2 separate regions of the Mus musculus genome follow, and region 2 is linked to region 1. The links are chromatin loops, found by intact Hi-C in ENCODE. Cell type or tissue: heart. All regions are shown on one strand. Links, peaks and the distances in the headings refer to the core of each region. The heading gives the core; the rest is flanking DNA.

Region 1 (8,030 bases), core at 1,152-6,151:
GGTCTGCATATACTCTAAAGCAAGTGGGTACACACGGGCACACACAGGGGCACACCACAAACACCAGAAAACAGAAGAAAAAAGGGAAACGTGAAATTTGCTAAATCATCTCGATTGGGGTCAGAAAGGGTAAAAAGACTGGGTGAGAAGGCAGAGCAGAGACCCAGTCTCAGCCCAGCTAAAGTGGCTTTTGACCCTAAGGTGACAGTCCTGGGGGTGGGGGGGAACTGTTTTCCTGCCTTGAATTGGTGGGAAGTGACAGGTGATCCCAAGGCAGTAGAATCTTCAAGGGACTTTGCTCCTTTTCCTTGTGTTCCATGTTGCTGGGAGTCCCTGAGGTTCCCAGGCAGATTTTCAGAGAGGACAAGAAGATGCCGGGCATAGGTGTGTTCCATGCTCCCTACACCATGGCAAACAGTGAGTCGCGGTTCTGAGTGGGTGGGTCCTGTCAAGCTGTAACAGTTTAATCTCTGTCCAGACTCTCCTACCCTAGCTCGAAAGGGGGGGAGGGGGAGGAAGCTCATGGCCATAGTCACCACCAGAGGCTGTGGCGAGAGGAGAGAATGTTCCAGGCACCTCTGGAGTGCGAATGAAAACATAGACCCTTCGGTCTGCAAATGCAGACACAGCCCAGGCAAAGCTGCTCTCTCTCCCTTTAGGGCCATGTTACAAAGAGAGGCACCAAGTCCCTCTCTGCAAACAGTGAGGGCTGTGTCTAAGCCTTTAAGCACTGACAACATAGCTTAAAGAGCTACCAAGTGCAAGCCTCCATCTGGGATGCTGCCAACAAAGCCAAGCAGCCTTGAGATTTCCTCAGGGAGGCCGACTCCACAGCTGCAATTGGAAGCAGAACAACAGGACAGCAGAACTGTCTAAGGTGTCCATCCGTTGTTTTCAAACTCGGGTGGGAAGAGGCATCGATGCTTGAGGAATAGTCTGCCACTCATAGTGGGAACGCAACACATAGTTCAGGAAGCTGCTGGTGAGCTTCCCCCAAGCTGTCAGGAAAGACACCCAAAGGCCCAAGCCTAGAAGTGGGCCTCTGCTGCCCTCTAGTGGAAGAAAGGGCAGTGGCCCGAGGCACCCGCTGGCCCCTCAAACCTGGCTCAAAGAAAAAGGAACTGGAGAAGTGAATGCGATGTCTTAGTGAAACTCCTCAGTTTGAACAATGAATACGTATGCTAATTAAAAATAAAACAGGAAGCTGGAAGGTGTCAGTGCACACCTTTCATCCCAGCACTTGGGAAGCCTGGTCTACACAAAGTGAGTCCTAGGACAGCCAGAGCTACACAGAGAAACCCTGTCTCGAAGAACAAACAAATCAACAAGCAAAAGCCAGGCACACTAGTGTAATCTGAGCCGTGGGGGAGTTGGGGACAGAGGGATACCCTTGAGCTAAGTGAGTGAGCCTCAGGTTTAGTGAGAGTTCCTGTCTCAGGAATTATGATGGAGCGGGGCCTAGAGAGATGTCTCTCAAGCATGCTACCTGGTTCAATTCCCAGCACGCACATCTGTCTGGCAGCTTGAAACTACCTGTAACTCAGGCTCCAGGAAGATGTGATGCCCCTGCGGGCATCTGCATTGATGTTCACAGACTCACACACAGATAGAAGCATAGAAACATAATGTAATATTAATGTAGTAAGAGGGAGCTGAAGAGATGGCTCAGTGGTCAAGACGATTGGTTGCTCTTGCAAAGAACCAGGTTCGGCTCCCAGCATCTCCATGGTACCTCACAAGGGTCTAACTCCACTGCTAGATCTCACCCTGTCTTCCAACCTGACATTCATGGATGCACATACGTACCTAAAACCAAAACATCCACATACATAAAATACAATAAGTAATAAAATACAATGGAGAGAGAGTGAGCCCAAAGGAGACACTTAGTATTATCCTCTGGCCTGTGTACATGTGTGTGAACACACATGCATATATATATATCTGACACAGGTGCACACACAAGTTCACACATGTACACACACTCACACACACACACACACACACACACATCTCCCAGGCACTCCCACTGTAGGATAAAAAGGCAAAGGATAAACACCCAGACCCGGACTTGACCCTAAGCCCAAGACCAGAAACAAGAAATAGAATCCTATACCAGCCCCTGGGCTTGCCACAAAACCCACCAATCCTGAACAGGAAAATCCACCAATCCCTGAGCTCGCTCAAGCTCAGGAATTGAAATCCCACCAATCCTCATCTTGGAAATCTCCACAGGAAAATCTCCCTGCCCCCAACCCAGGCAGCAAGAAATCTTATATAAGTTTTGCCTTCTGCTCAGTTCTCTGCAGCTTCTCACTCGAGCAGAGACAGCCACCCTCCCAACAGACACAATAGACACAATCTCTTGTATGCCGCTTGTTGGTTATGCAGGGTGACCTTGTGTTATTCCCTGGCTCCCAATTGCCAGGATACCTCTAGCAGCAACTCTAACATTTTCATGGGAGCAGAGCTTTTTCTGGGATCTCCCCCTACCTGAGCAGGGCTGTAACACTTTTGTTGGAGAAACCTTCCCCTGCACAGTCCATTTCCGTAGCGGAAGCCTTTTCCTTCTGAGCCGCAACACTTAGATCCACAACCATACAGGAGCTGGGCGGTGGTGATGCATACCAGTAACCTGCCAGCCACTAGGGAGGTAGAGGCAGGAAGATCAATCAAGGTTATTCTTTTTTTTTGGGGGGGGGGGTCCGAGACAGGGTTTCTCTATGTAGCCCTGGCTGTCCTGGAACTCACTTTGTAGACCAGGCTGGCCTCGAGAACTCATAAATCCACCTGCCTCTGACTCCCGAGTGCTGGGATTAAAGGCGTGCGCCACCACGCCCGGCTCCTGGAAAGGTTATTCTTAACAATATAGTAAGAGCCTGAATTAGGTGATATTTCAAAAACTACAGAGAGGAGGTAGAGAGAGGGCACCACACAGCTAGGTGCTCTTGCTCTTCCTGATGACCCAAGGTTGGTTACTGGCACACACCTGGCTCAGCTCACCACTGTCTGCAACTCCAGTTCTAGTGGGTCCAACACTTTCTTCTGCACGCCTTGGGTATCCACGTGCATGTGACTTTGACACACCTCAATGTAAAAAACCAGGTGTGGTGATGCACACCTTTAACCCAGCAAGGGTTAGGCAGAAGCAGGCAGATTTCTCAGATCTAGGCCAGCCAGGGTTACATAGTGAGGGTTACACTGTTTATAAACAAACAAATATAAGGGGCTGGAGAGAGAGATGGCTTAGCCGGTTAAGAGCGCTGGCTGCTCTTCCAGAGGTCCTGAGTTCAATTCCCAGCAACCACATGGTGGCTCACAGCCATCTGTAATGGGATCTGGTGCCCTCTTCTGGTATGCCTGAAGACAGCTACAGTGTACTTATATACATAAATAAATAAATCTTTAAAAAAAAACCAGAAAGAAAAAAATAAACAAATAGATGACAAAACCCCATAAAGCTCCGAAGAGATGAGCCTTTCCACGCTAGGCAAGCGGTGCCTCTGAGCCCCACTCCCTCCCTCCCTTCTACCCCTAGAGTCTCTGACTTCTTCTTCTCAGCCTCCTAAAGTAGCACCTTCCCTCCTCTGAACCACTCTGAGGCCTCCTGGACCCCGTCATCTCCTAAGTGTCCTTTGTTGCCTAGTGCTGATTCTAGTACCCTGGTTCTGGGCCCTGCCAGGGTTCTGGTTCTAGAATGTTCTCTCCAGGCCTAGCTCCTACCTAGCCACAAGGCAGCACGGAAGACATGGGCAAGACCATTCCCCGGTTCCTGGAGCAACTGGACCTCATCAAAAGCTTCGTGGGCCTGGCTACAGGCGCCGGGGCCTTATACCTGCTGTACAAGGCCGTCAGGACTGGCTTAAAATGTCATCCGCCACTCTGCTCCAACTCGCCGATCTGCATTGCCCGTAAGTGTCCAGGTCCTGGGGAGAGGGCTCTGCCCCAGGAAGCCTCCCTAAGGCCTCCCCTGGGGGGTGGGGGCAAAGGTGACTCTTTCAAGCTCCTCTTTCCTCCTTCCTTCTTTCTCTCCTCCGGTCTGTCTCAGTTCCCCTCCTCCTTCCCAGCACCTGAGGCAAGGCTCTGCTATAGAAGCTAGTTTGGGAGTCTCTGGGTAGCAGGTTTCATAGAGCCAAGTCTCCAGCCAGGAACCATCAGCTTGGCTTTCTCTGTTCTATGTATTGGAAATGGAAATCAAGAGCTTTTTATCTGTCCTGCTCTTGCCTAGGATCTGAAGATACTGAAGGGAAGAAAAGTTGAGACACCTTTTGCCCAGAGTTTCCAACTAGGTCGTGGGGGACTTTATTTGATGTGTTTGGGTGTTTTGCCTGTGTGTGTGTGTGTGTGTGTGTGTGTGTGTGTGTGTGTGTGTGCAGTGCCCACAGAGGCTAGAAGAGAGCATTGGATCCCCAGACTGAAGAAACAGATGTTTGTCAGTCACCATCTGGCTGCTAGAAATCGAACTCAGGTCCTCTGGAAGAACAGTCAGTGTCCTTAACCACTGAGTCATCTCTCTACTCTCCCTAGGGTACTTTTGTGCCATCAGGAAAAGGGTCAGTAATTTGAGATTGTTGGTGAAAGCAGAACCCTACTTGTTGGCGCTACACACCAGGAAAGTTGTCATTGTGGACAAACGAGTGCCTGACAGGGCAGATGGCACATTATTAGATTAGGTTCTTGGTGCGGTGCACAGTTGGTGTTGCAGCAGTCTGTGAAGCGTGAAGCGCTAGGCACAGCCTTTGCCCTCAGCTCCCTCCTTCCCTCTCCCCCACTTCCCAGCCCCTTGCTTTTCCTAATTCTAAGTCCGTATCCCTAACTGTGGACTGGGGTGCTTTCTAGGCCTGGCCATCGAGAGAGAGCGCCACGGGCGGGACTCCGGTGAGATTCGAAGACTTCTCAACTCTCTAGACTGCAAACAGGATGAGTATACCAGGAGCATGATCCTTCATAACATCACCCGCTGCGTGTACTTGCTGGAGGCTGAGGTGGGCGGGGCCGGGCAGGGCGGGGCGGGGCGGAGCTTAGCCGGGCCCTCCCAGTCAGTCTGGTCCTTGGCTTGTAGCTCACCCGTAACCTCAGGCAGCGTCCTCAGACCTGTCCCTCTGATTGCTAGCATCAAAGAAAAGAAGGCCTCAGAGACTTGGGGGACAGTGCAGGCCAAGACACCCGCTTCTCCCGTCTCCCCCACCTCTCCTCACACACTGTAGGCCTCTTCTTGTACTATGGATGACATCGACTTGGTGGCTGACATGCTAGATGAGAAGGACAACAGTGTAAAAATCCAAGCTCTGAATGCACTTAAAGCTTTCTCTGGCATCAGGAAATTCAGGCTCAAAATCCAGGTGAGCCTGGGTAAGATCCGGTCTGGGTCCTTTAATCTGACAGCTGAATGGTGAAGTTTGTTTGAAGCCGAGTTTGTAACCCGGAGGAGGAGACAGTGGTCAGCTTCCTCCAGGGCCACTCAAGTCTCCACATGTCTGCACGACACTGGACCCCCAAAGAGCAGATTCTTAGACACTGGTGCGTAACTTACAATTGGAGTTAACCGTGTAACTCACAAGACTTGTCATTTCAAGGCTAGATGTCGTTTGACTTCTGACAGGCAGGTTGTGAAACTGGGGTTACCACACTTTCCTGCTTTGGGGGGTGGGGGTATCTGTGTAGTCCTATCTGGCCTGAAACTCACTATGTAGGCTAAGGCTAGCCTTAAATTCAGAGGCCCTCATGCCTCTTCCTTCTGAGTGCTGGGATCAAAGGTGTGCGCCACCACTGCCCGGCTTAAAACATTTCTATCTTATATGTGTGAGGCAGAAAGAAAAACAATTCTGCCGGGCGGTGGTGGCGCACGCCTTTAATCCCAGCACTTGGGAGGCAGAGGCAGGAGGATTTCTGAGTTCGAGGACAGCCTGGTCTACAAAGTGAGTTCCAGGACAGCCAGGGCTACACAGAGAAACCCTGTCTTGAAAAACCAAATAAAGAAAGAAAAGAAGAAAGAAAAGAAAGTAATTCTTCTAACGAAACCCAGGGGCGAGATGGCTCAGTGGGCAAGTGGGCGTTTGCTTCTAAGCCTCACAACCTGATTTCAATTTCCAGGGCCCCACATGGTGGAAGGAGAGAACCAATTCCCACAGGTTGCCCTCTGACCGCCCCCCACCCCGGCCCCACTCCGCACCCATGAGCACGTGCATGCAGCACCTTCTCCCACATGGCAGGAAAACAACAACAACAACAACAAAAGCCTTCCCTAAATGTGGCCAGCCCCAAACTGAGAAACAGCATGGGCATAATGGGGTTCTCTCAATCCCATCCTCCCCTCCGGAAGGGTTATGACCTCACATAAGATGCTGTAGGTGCAGGCACCCTTGCGCTTGCGCAGCCCTGCGCATGCGCACTTGTACGGCAAGGCAGACAGATAGGTAAAGCGCAGTGTGCTGTGTTTGAAGTCCCGTGTGCTCAGGGATATTGTGTGTTAGTTATTGCTGCTTCAGGGACGACACCGATGGCATAGGGAGGGAAGGTATACTTACGCATAGACATCCATTTGCAGCTTGTACTTCTCTGTGGTCTGCCTTTGCTCCGGAAGCATTGACGACTAAGCTCATCCCTTCTTCTCACAGTGCATGACGTACCGTGGTCTGTTTTGTGACTACCTCACTGTTTGTCCATTGTGGGATATTTTTTTAAAAGATTGTATTTATTTATTTTATATATATGAGTACTGTAGCTGTCTTCAGACACACCAGAAGAGGGCATCAGATCTCATTAAAGATGGTTGTGAGCCAGGTGTGGTGGCGCACGCCTTTAATCCCAGCACTCGGGAGGCAGAGGCAGGCGGATTTCTGAGTTCGAGGCCAGCCTGGTCTACAAAGTGAGCTCCAGGACAGCCAGGGCTATACAGAGAAACCCTGTCTCGAAAAAAACAAAAAACAAAAAACAAACAAACAAAAAAAGATGGTTGTGAGCCACCATGTGGTTGCTGGGAATTGAACTCAGGACCTCTGGAAGAGCAATAAGTGCCCTTACCCGCTGAGCCATTTCTCCAGCCCCCCATTATGGGATATTTATATCTTCCCTGGTTTCTTGCATCTCCACATGCGACAAGCAGATGGCTCAACCTCCTTGTATTACATTAGTATTAGTATTATTGAATTACTGTAGATGTTTGACTATTTTACATTTTAATATTTCCGTCTTGGTTAGTTTTTACCACCAACTTGACATAACCTCAACTGAAGAGTTCCCTCTACCAGACTGGCCTGTGGGCAACTCTGTGAGAGAGTGTCCTGTCTGATGATTGGGGTTGGGGCCCAGCCCGCTGTGGGCAACACCATCCCTAGATGTGGGCCTAGGCTCTGTAAGAAACTTAGCTGAGCATGAACCAGTGAGTGAACTAGAAAGCAGCATTTCTCCACGGCTCTTCAAAAAGGAGTAAACATTTATTTTATGTGTATGAATACTTTTGCCTACATGCATGGATGGTATTATAGTCACGCCTGTTGATTGTGGAGACCAGAAGAGGGGCCAGATCCTGGAACTGGAGTTATGGATGGTTCTAAGCCACCATGGAGTAACTAGAAACCAAACCTGAACCCTTTGCAAGAACAGCCGATGCTGTTGAGTACGAAGCCATTTCTCCAGCCCCTCCTCCATAGCTCTCATCTCAGGCTTGTACCTTAAATTCAGTTGTGACCTGGAGATTTAAGCCAAATAAATCCATTCCTCTCCAACATTGCTTTCAGTCATGGTGTTAATCTCTCTCTCTCTCTCTCTCTCTCTCTCTCTCTCTCTCCCTCGCACACACATGCACACACACACACTGCAAACTAGAATAATTGTTTCTTACATGGGAAAAATTGGTTTGGGACAAAAGTTTGGACTGAGGTATTGTGTTGGGTTTTTTTTGTTTGTTTGTTTTGTTTGTTTTTGTTTTTTTGAGACAGGGTTTCTCTGTATAGCCCTGTCTGTCCTGGAACTCACTTTGTAGACCAGGCTGGCCTCAAACTCAGAAATTTGCCTGCCTCTGCCTCCCC
Region 2 (6,070 bases), core at 441-5,440, 330 kb before region 1:
AGCCCCTGTCTAGCTTCCCGCCATCTCTCAGCCATTTCTCCCATCCTGACACTGTGTTCTTTACCCCACTGTCTCTCCTCTTATGCCTGCAACTCTTAGCCCCGTACCCCACCATTGCAGTGTCTGCCCTCACTCCCCTTCTCTAAGTGCCCCTTACTCTTTCCACCTTGTCTCTGGGTGCGGAGGTCCCAATCTCGTGCCCTCCTGTCTTCCACAGGCCATCTTCCCCAACTCCTGCCCCCAAGTCTCAGTTCTCAGCCCTTTCCCCTGGCTTTCCTGTCACCAGTCCTGTCCCCAACCCTATCCCCTTAGCTTCCCCCTTGCCAGCCCCAGTTCCCACCCCCCTCACAGCCCAGTGTCCCCAGGGGAGAAGCCATACGTTTGCACGGTGCCAGGCTGCGGAAAGCGCTTTACGGAGTACTCGAGCCTGTACAAACACCACGTGGTGCACACACATTGCAAGCCCTACACGTGCAGTAGCTGTGGCAAGACCTACCGGCAAACCTCCACCCTGGCCATGCACAAGCGCAGCGCACACGGGGAGCTGGAGGCCACGGAGGAGAGCGAGCAGGCCCTGTATGAGCAGCAGCAGCTGGAGGGTGAGGGAGCAGAGAGTGGGAGGCAGGGCCACAGAGCCTCTCCGGACATCTAGCATCGAGTAACAGTCTAGGCTCTCTTTTCCTAGCCGCCTCTGCTGCTGAGGAAAGCCCCCCACCCAAACCAACCCACATTGCTTACCTTTCGGAAGTGAAGGAAGAGAGCAGTGCCATCCCAACCCAAGTAGCCATGGTGACGGAGGAGGATGGGCCCCCTCAGGTGGCTCTGATCACTCAGGACGGTACCCAGCAGGTAGAAGCCCTGGGGATGGGTGGAGCAGTCTCCCAATGGCCCCTGAGGTCCTCGGCCTCACCTCCACCCAAGCACCTGTTTTGCCTTTATGGGCTTTAGAGAGCTAGATCTGAGGGGACCAGTGTGTCACCCAGCCCTGCTCCTCCCAGTGTCCTCATCTGAATGACATGCCTGTGCTTAAGTGGGGTCACATCAGGTCTCGAGGATCTTGAAGTCAGAAGTCTGCCAGTGTTGTGGCCACAGAGTACCTTGCCCCTTGGCCATACCTCATTGTCTAGTGTGCCTCTTTCTACTAGGGTGAAGAGGAAGGCACGCTAGGTGGAGGCCCTGACCTGCATGCAGGGGGTTACAGAGGCAAAGTAGTGGGAGGTGCAAGTGCCAGAGAGAGGCCTTGCTGCTGCTTCTGTAGCCGTGGCCCTGCGCTGTGCCAGTGCCCAAGCCCAGTGCTCCCACCCCTGACTCCAGCTCATGTCCCTCCTGTCTGCAGGTCAGCCTGTCCCCAGAAGACCTGCAGGCCCTGGGGAGTGCCATCAGTGTGGTGACACAGCACGGCAGCACCACCCTCACCATCCCCGGTCATCATGAAGAACTAGCCACATCTGGCACACACACGGTCACCATGGTCAGCGCTGATGGCACGCAGACTCAGCCCGTATGACCAGGCACTTTCCTTGTTCTCTGTGTAACCTTGTCATGGGGGTCAGAGGGCATTACATGCACAGACCAAACCATCCAAGATTTCATGAGACAAAGACACCATAAAAGTCTCCCTGCCAGGCCTAGTGGTATGAGCCTGTAGTTGTAGCTAAGGCAGGAGGACCACAACTTTAAGGTCAGTCTGGGCAAAGCAAAGTATGGGGTACAGCTCAGTCATAGAGCTGCCATCTGGCATGTGTGAAGTCCTAGGTTCAGTTCCCAAGACTCAACCACCCAGACTATTTATTTATTTATTTATTCATTATATGTAAGTACACTGTAGCTGTCTTCAGACACTCCAGAAGATAGCATTATAGATGGTTGTGAGCCACCATGTGGTTGCTGGGATTTGAACTCAGGACCTTTGGAAGAGCAGTTGGTGCTCTTAACCACTGAGCCATCTCACCAGACCCCAACCTCCCAGACTTTAAAGTCACCCCTCAAAGGCCAGGTGTGGTGGTACACACCTTTAATCCCAACACTCTGGAGGCAGAGGCAGGAAAGCATCTGTGAGTTCAAGGCCAGCCTGATCTATATTATAACAATTTCTAGGACCACAAAGAGAGACCATGTCTCAAACAACAAACAAATCCAGTCCCCTAGGGCTGGAGAGATGGCTCAGCGGTTAAGAGCACCGACTGCTCTTCTGAAGGTCCTGAGTTCAAATCCCAGCAACCACATGGTGCCTCACAGCCATCTGTAATGAGATCTGATACCCTCTTCTGGGGTTTCTGAAGACAGCTACAGTGTACTTACATATAATAAATAAATAAATTTTAAAAAACAAAAAAATAAAAAACCAGTCCCCTCAGCAACCTTCATCCTTAAAAGCCTTTGGCAGGCAGCTCCAGGCAGCGTATCTGCCATAGGTGTACTCCCTGCGATTTGGAACTAAGACAGCTCCGGGTCAGCCTGGACAGCTTACTCAAAAACACAAAGCATGGGAAGGACTGGGTGTAGCTTGGTGGCTCTGAACACCAAGTCCCTAAGTTCAGTCCCCAGTGCTGTCTCTACCAACCTGACAGCCTGCAAGAAAATCGTGCAAACTAAAGAGAAAAATGCAATCACAATCACCTCCACAGCGCAGTGACCTTGTCCGTCCCGTCTGTGCTGCCCCAGCCATGGAGCAGGTGCAAGGTCTTCTGCTTCTGTGTCTCCAGGTCACAATCATTACCTCTGGGGCCTTGGTGACTGAGGACTCAAGCGTGGCGTCTCTTCATCACCAACAGGTGGCGCTGTTGGCCACAGCCAACGGAACACACATCGCAGTGCAGGTGGGCTGAAGACTGGAGGGAGAGGGAGCCTGAAAGGGAGTGGGGGTGGGGGGCGTGGGCAGTGAGGGAGAGCTCAGGCCCCCTCTGCCTATACAAGGAGACTGGGGAGTCCTTCACCTTGGGGTGGCTGAGGCAGCACCTGTGCTTCACGCTTAGTCTCTCCACCTGGGAGACAGAGAAGCTGGAGCGAATCCTCTCTAAGGCGTTTTCCAGCCAGTTGCTGTTCTGTGAGCCAGCTGATGTCTAACACAGAGTAGCCTGTGGTCTGCCCAGGACGTGCCTAACAGGGCTCTTTACCAGGGAGTTTTCCTCTAGTAGAGCCCTAATAAGAAAGAGCCTTTAACCCCAGCACTTGGGAGGCAGAGGCAGGTGGATCTCTGAGTTTGAGGCCACTCACTACAGAGTGAGTTTCAGGACAGCCAGGGCTACACAGAGAAACCTGTCTCGAAAACCAAACCAACCAAGGGAGTGGGTGGAGCACACAGGTCTGTGGGGTCTGGAAGGGAGGAACTGACCTCTCCCCCTGCTGCACCTCTCCACAGCTGGAGGACCAGCAGACCCTGGAGGAGGCCATAAGCGTAGCCACTGCTGCTATGCAGCAAGGGGCTGTGACCCTGGAAACCACAGAGAGCGGCTGCTGAGCCCAAGAGGACCAGCTCCCACACCACACTGGAGAAGGCTCCATGCTCACAGGCAGCCCTGCCTCCGGGGCCCCCAGCCACAGCTGACCCCAAGAAGATGGCCGCATAGGCCTCAGGGGTGATGAGGCAACAGGAAAATGGCCTCTAGTGGAAAGGTCTGTGGGCTACACCCAAGATGAGGGCCAGGCAGCAGGCAGTCGACACTGAGCTTGGTCACCAGGCTGCCAGACACCTGCGTCCCTCCCTTGGCAGGATATTATTCCTGCTCTGTCCACTCCCTTCCTCAGGGAGGTGGTGACTAGGTGGACGAGGACTGGCCTCCACCCTGGCTGCTAGTACCACCAGGGGAAAGGCCGACAGCTTTCAGCCCAGCGCCTCCCAGCAATAACCGTCTCCTGGGGCTACGGTGGCCAAGATGCCTAGCCACTTGGCACCAGGGACTTCCCACCACCACAGTCAGAATTAATTCCTCAGGGGCCTGTGGCTGGAGTGAAGGTGCCTCTTCGCTTGTCTGTGGCAGAGAGGCAAGCGAGTGGCCTGTACCCAGACTGCTGGGGACTGGGTTTCATTTGTTTTGTGGTTTGGGTTTTTAATCCTATTTTGATAATTTTTTTTCCTGCTCTGGGTGGTGGTGGCAAACGGGCGGATGAGTATTTAATAAAAGTTGCAAGTTTCCACCTGGGCTCCTCCATCATTTCAGTGCTGGTCCCTGGTGGCAGGGCTGGCCAAGCTCCAGCCTGCTTTCCTAGCCCTGCGTGGCCTCAGCGCCCACCCATGCAGCAGGTGGCTCTCCATGGGTCCAGGCAGGAAGAGGCCCTAAGAGAGGTGAGCTCTGGGACCCGCTGGTAGGCTTTTGCCCACACCTACGCCAAACAGGACCCGAGTGGCTGTGCTTCTTCCTGGGCTGTGGCTGAATCTGGGGTAATGCCCGGGCTGCCAGAATTCTGGGTCTTCTGCCTTGCCATCATTGAACAGAGCCTGGACCCTTCCTTCCCTGCCACCATCACTACATACAACCTCACCAGGGTTCCAGTGACTTCTTCCCAGTGCTAACATCCCGGCTCTGTAACCCAGTTAGGGGGCAGGATGTCTAAGTTCATGCCGTGAGACCCCAAAGACACAGGGGGACCCCGCTAAAGAACCCCCAAAAAGAACGTCAGAAGGCCAGAGCAGCCACAGCTGGACAGGTTCTGGCACCTCATGAAGAGCAGCTATAATGCTACCCACAGCTGTGTAGGAACACTGTGGGAACTGTGGGAGCCTCTCCCTCCCTCCTCGTCATCTCTCTGTATGATGCTCTCATGAGCCCCCAGCCCCTTCCTGCTGACAGAGCCAGGAAATCAGGGACCAAGTGCATAAGATTATCCTCTCCTGGGACACCTAAGGAAGCCCTCATTTGCTGTTGCTCAGCTGGGATCTTTTCTCTCCTCCTCCTCCTCTTCCTCTCCTCCTCCTCTTCTTCCTCCTCCTCTTCCTCCTCCTCTCTTCCTCTTCCCCCTCTCCTCCTCTTCTTCTTCCTCCTCTTCCTCCTCCTCCTCCTTCTTCCTCTCTCTCTCTCTCTTCCTCTCTCTCTCTCCCCTCCCTTCCTCCCTCCCCCCTTCTGGGCTTTTTTATAGTTTGTTTTTGAGACAGAACTGTTCTTCATAGCCTAGGTGGTCTCAAACTCATCCCAAGGTTTTAGAACTCCAAGTGAGGAGCAAGTGGAGGGGCTGGGTATATGCCCCTGTGAGTGAGTAGGTGGATGGGTGGAGCACAACTCCAGAATTAGCTTCCACTGACTTCATTGAAATTTAATGGCCACCATGATCTGTGTGGGCATTGCATCTGAAGAAGTGGAGGCTGCTGAAGAGGGCTCTGCCCATGGCCTGCCCTGCCCCTGACTGGATTTCTGACGTGAGCCCCACTGTCAAGGTCACCCTGTGTGCCTAAATACAGGCTCTGGTGTCTTGAAAGCCATCAAGTACAAAGTGGGCAGTATTCTGAAGTTTCTTTTAGAGCCAAGGCCCGGGGAGGGGGAAACAGCAAACCAAACTGCCAAGGCACCCTGTCGTGGAGAAGCGGAGAAGCAGCTGGCTCTGTCCTTCCTCCGCTGGGTTGCTTTTGCTTGGGTAGAACTCTGCACTGAGCTTCTGCTGGGTGGCTCTAAAGAAATATCCTGTCCCGGGCCTACAGGGCCTACAGTTTTCTTTCTGTCCAGTCTCAGGCACCCACACAGCTCTGTGAGGTAGGAACGTACTAAGAGTAGACTGTTGGGGCTAACTCATCCAATCGCTTCCACTTGGTAAGCTTGACTCCTGATCCTGTGTCCCTCCAAGTCTGGAAGGGCCTGCTTCCTCTCTCTAGAGCTACCACTGGGAGCCTGGGAAGATCCTGAGGCAAGCAGGCTTCTAAAGTGACTATCTGTGCTGAGGGAGCCAGGGCCCAAAGGAGGGCTCCAGCTCTGGGAGGGTCAGCCCTGGAAGCAGAGCGTGGCGAGAGCAGCTGGCTAGGCCCTGGAAGCAAGAGGGAACAGGCAGGTGGAGCTCTCGCTCCGCTCTGCACCAGGGCCTCTCTGCGGTCTGCAGCCGTTTGCATTTCCTGAAACCGGATCTTGGTGTCAGAGCCGCCCCT

What was found. A loop is a pair of places that touch in the nucleus more often than their neighbours do. Peaks named below come from ENCODE experiments on the same cell type or tissue, not always from the same donor. Only the 100,000 strongest peaks of a DNase experiment are listed, where the experiment ranks them.
Region 2: it touches region 1 in a loop (5-fold over the local background); 7 of 42 quality-filtered maps call a loop at or near these places.

What each region holds. Positions count from the first base shown.
Region 1 is chr17:28,527,136-28,535,165 of GRCm38, forward strand. It overlaps Armc12 (armadillo repeat containing 12), which reads left to right and starts at 3,726. Exons shown (of 6, transcript NM_026290.3): 1 at 3,726-3,911; 2 at 4,840-4,985; 3 at 5,208-5,342. The coding sequence starts at 3,749. It overlaps Gm41506 (a long non-coding RNA gene), which reads right to left and starts at 6,592. Exons shown (of 3, transcript XR_003952333.1): 1 at 6,528-6,592; 2 at 2,494-2,645; 3 at 1,610-1,806. In heart, for the core only: a CTCF peak has its summit at 3,389 (motif pointing left); no DNase peak of the experiment used is centred there; H3K4me3 peaks cover 388 bases; H3K27me3 peaks cover 3,628 bases.
Region 2 is chr17:28,201,750-28,207,819 of GRCm38, forward strand. It overlaps Zfp523 (zinc finger protein 523), which reads left to right. Exons shown (of 14, transcript NM_001357995.1): 10 at 366-599; 11 at 686-849; 12 at 1,337-1,501; 13 at 2,706-2,819; 14 at 3,362-4,137. The coding sequence ends at 3,460. Def6 (differentially expressed in FDCP 6) reads left to right here and starts at 6,029. Exons shown (of 11, transcript NM_027185.3): 1 at 6,029-6,070. In heart, for the core only: CTCF peaks have their summits at 2,760 (motif pointing right) and 2,999; a DNase peak (open chromatin) is centred at 2,832; H3K27ac peaks cover 411 bases.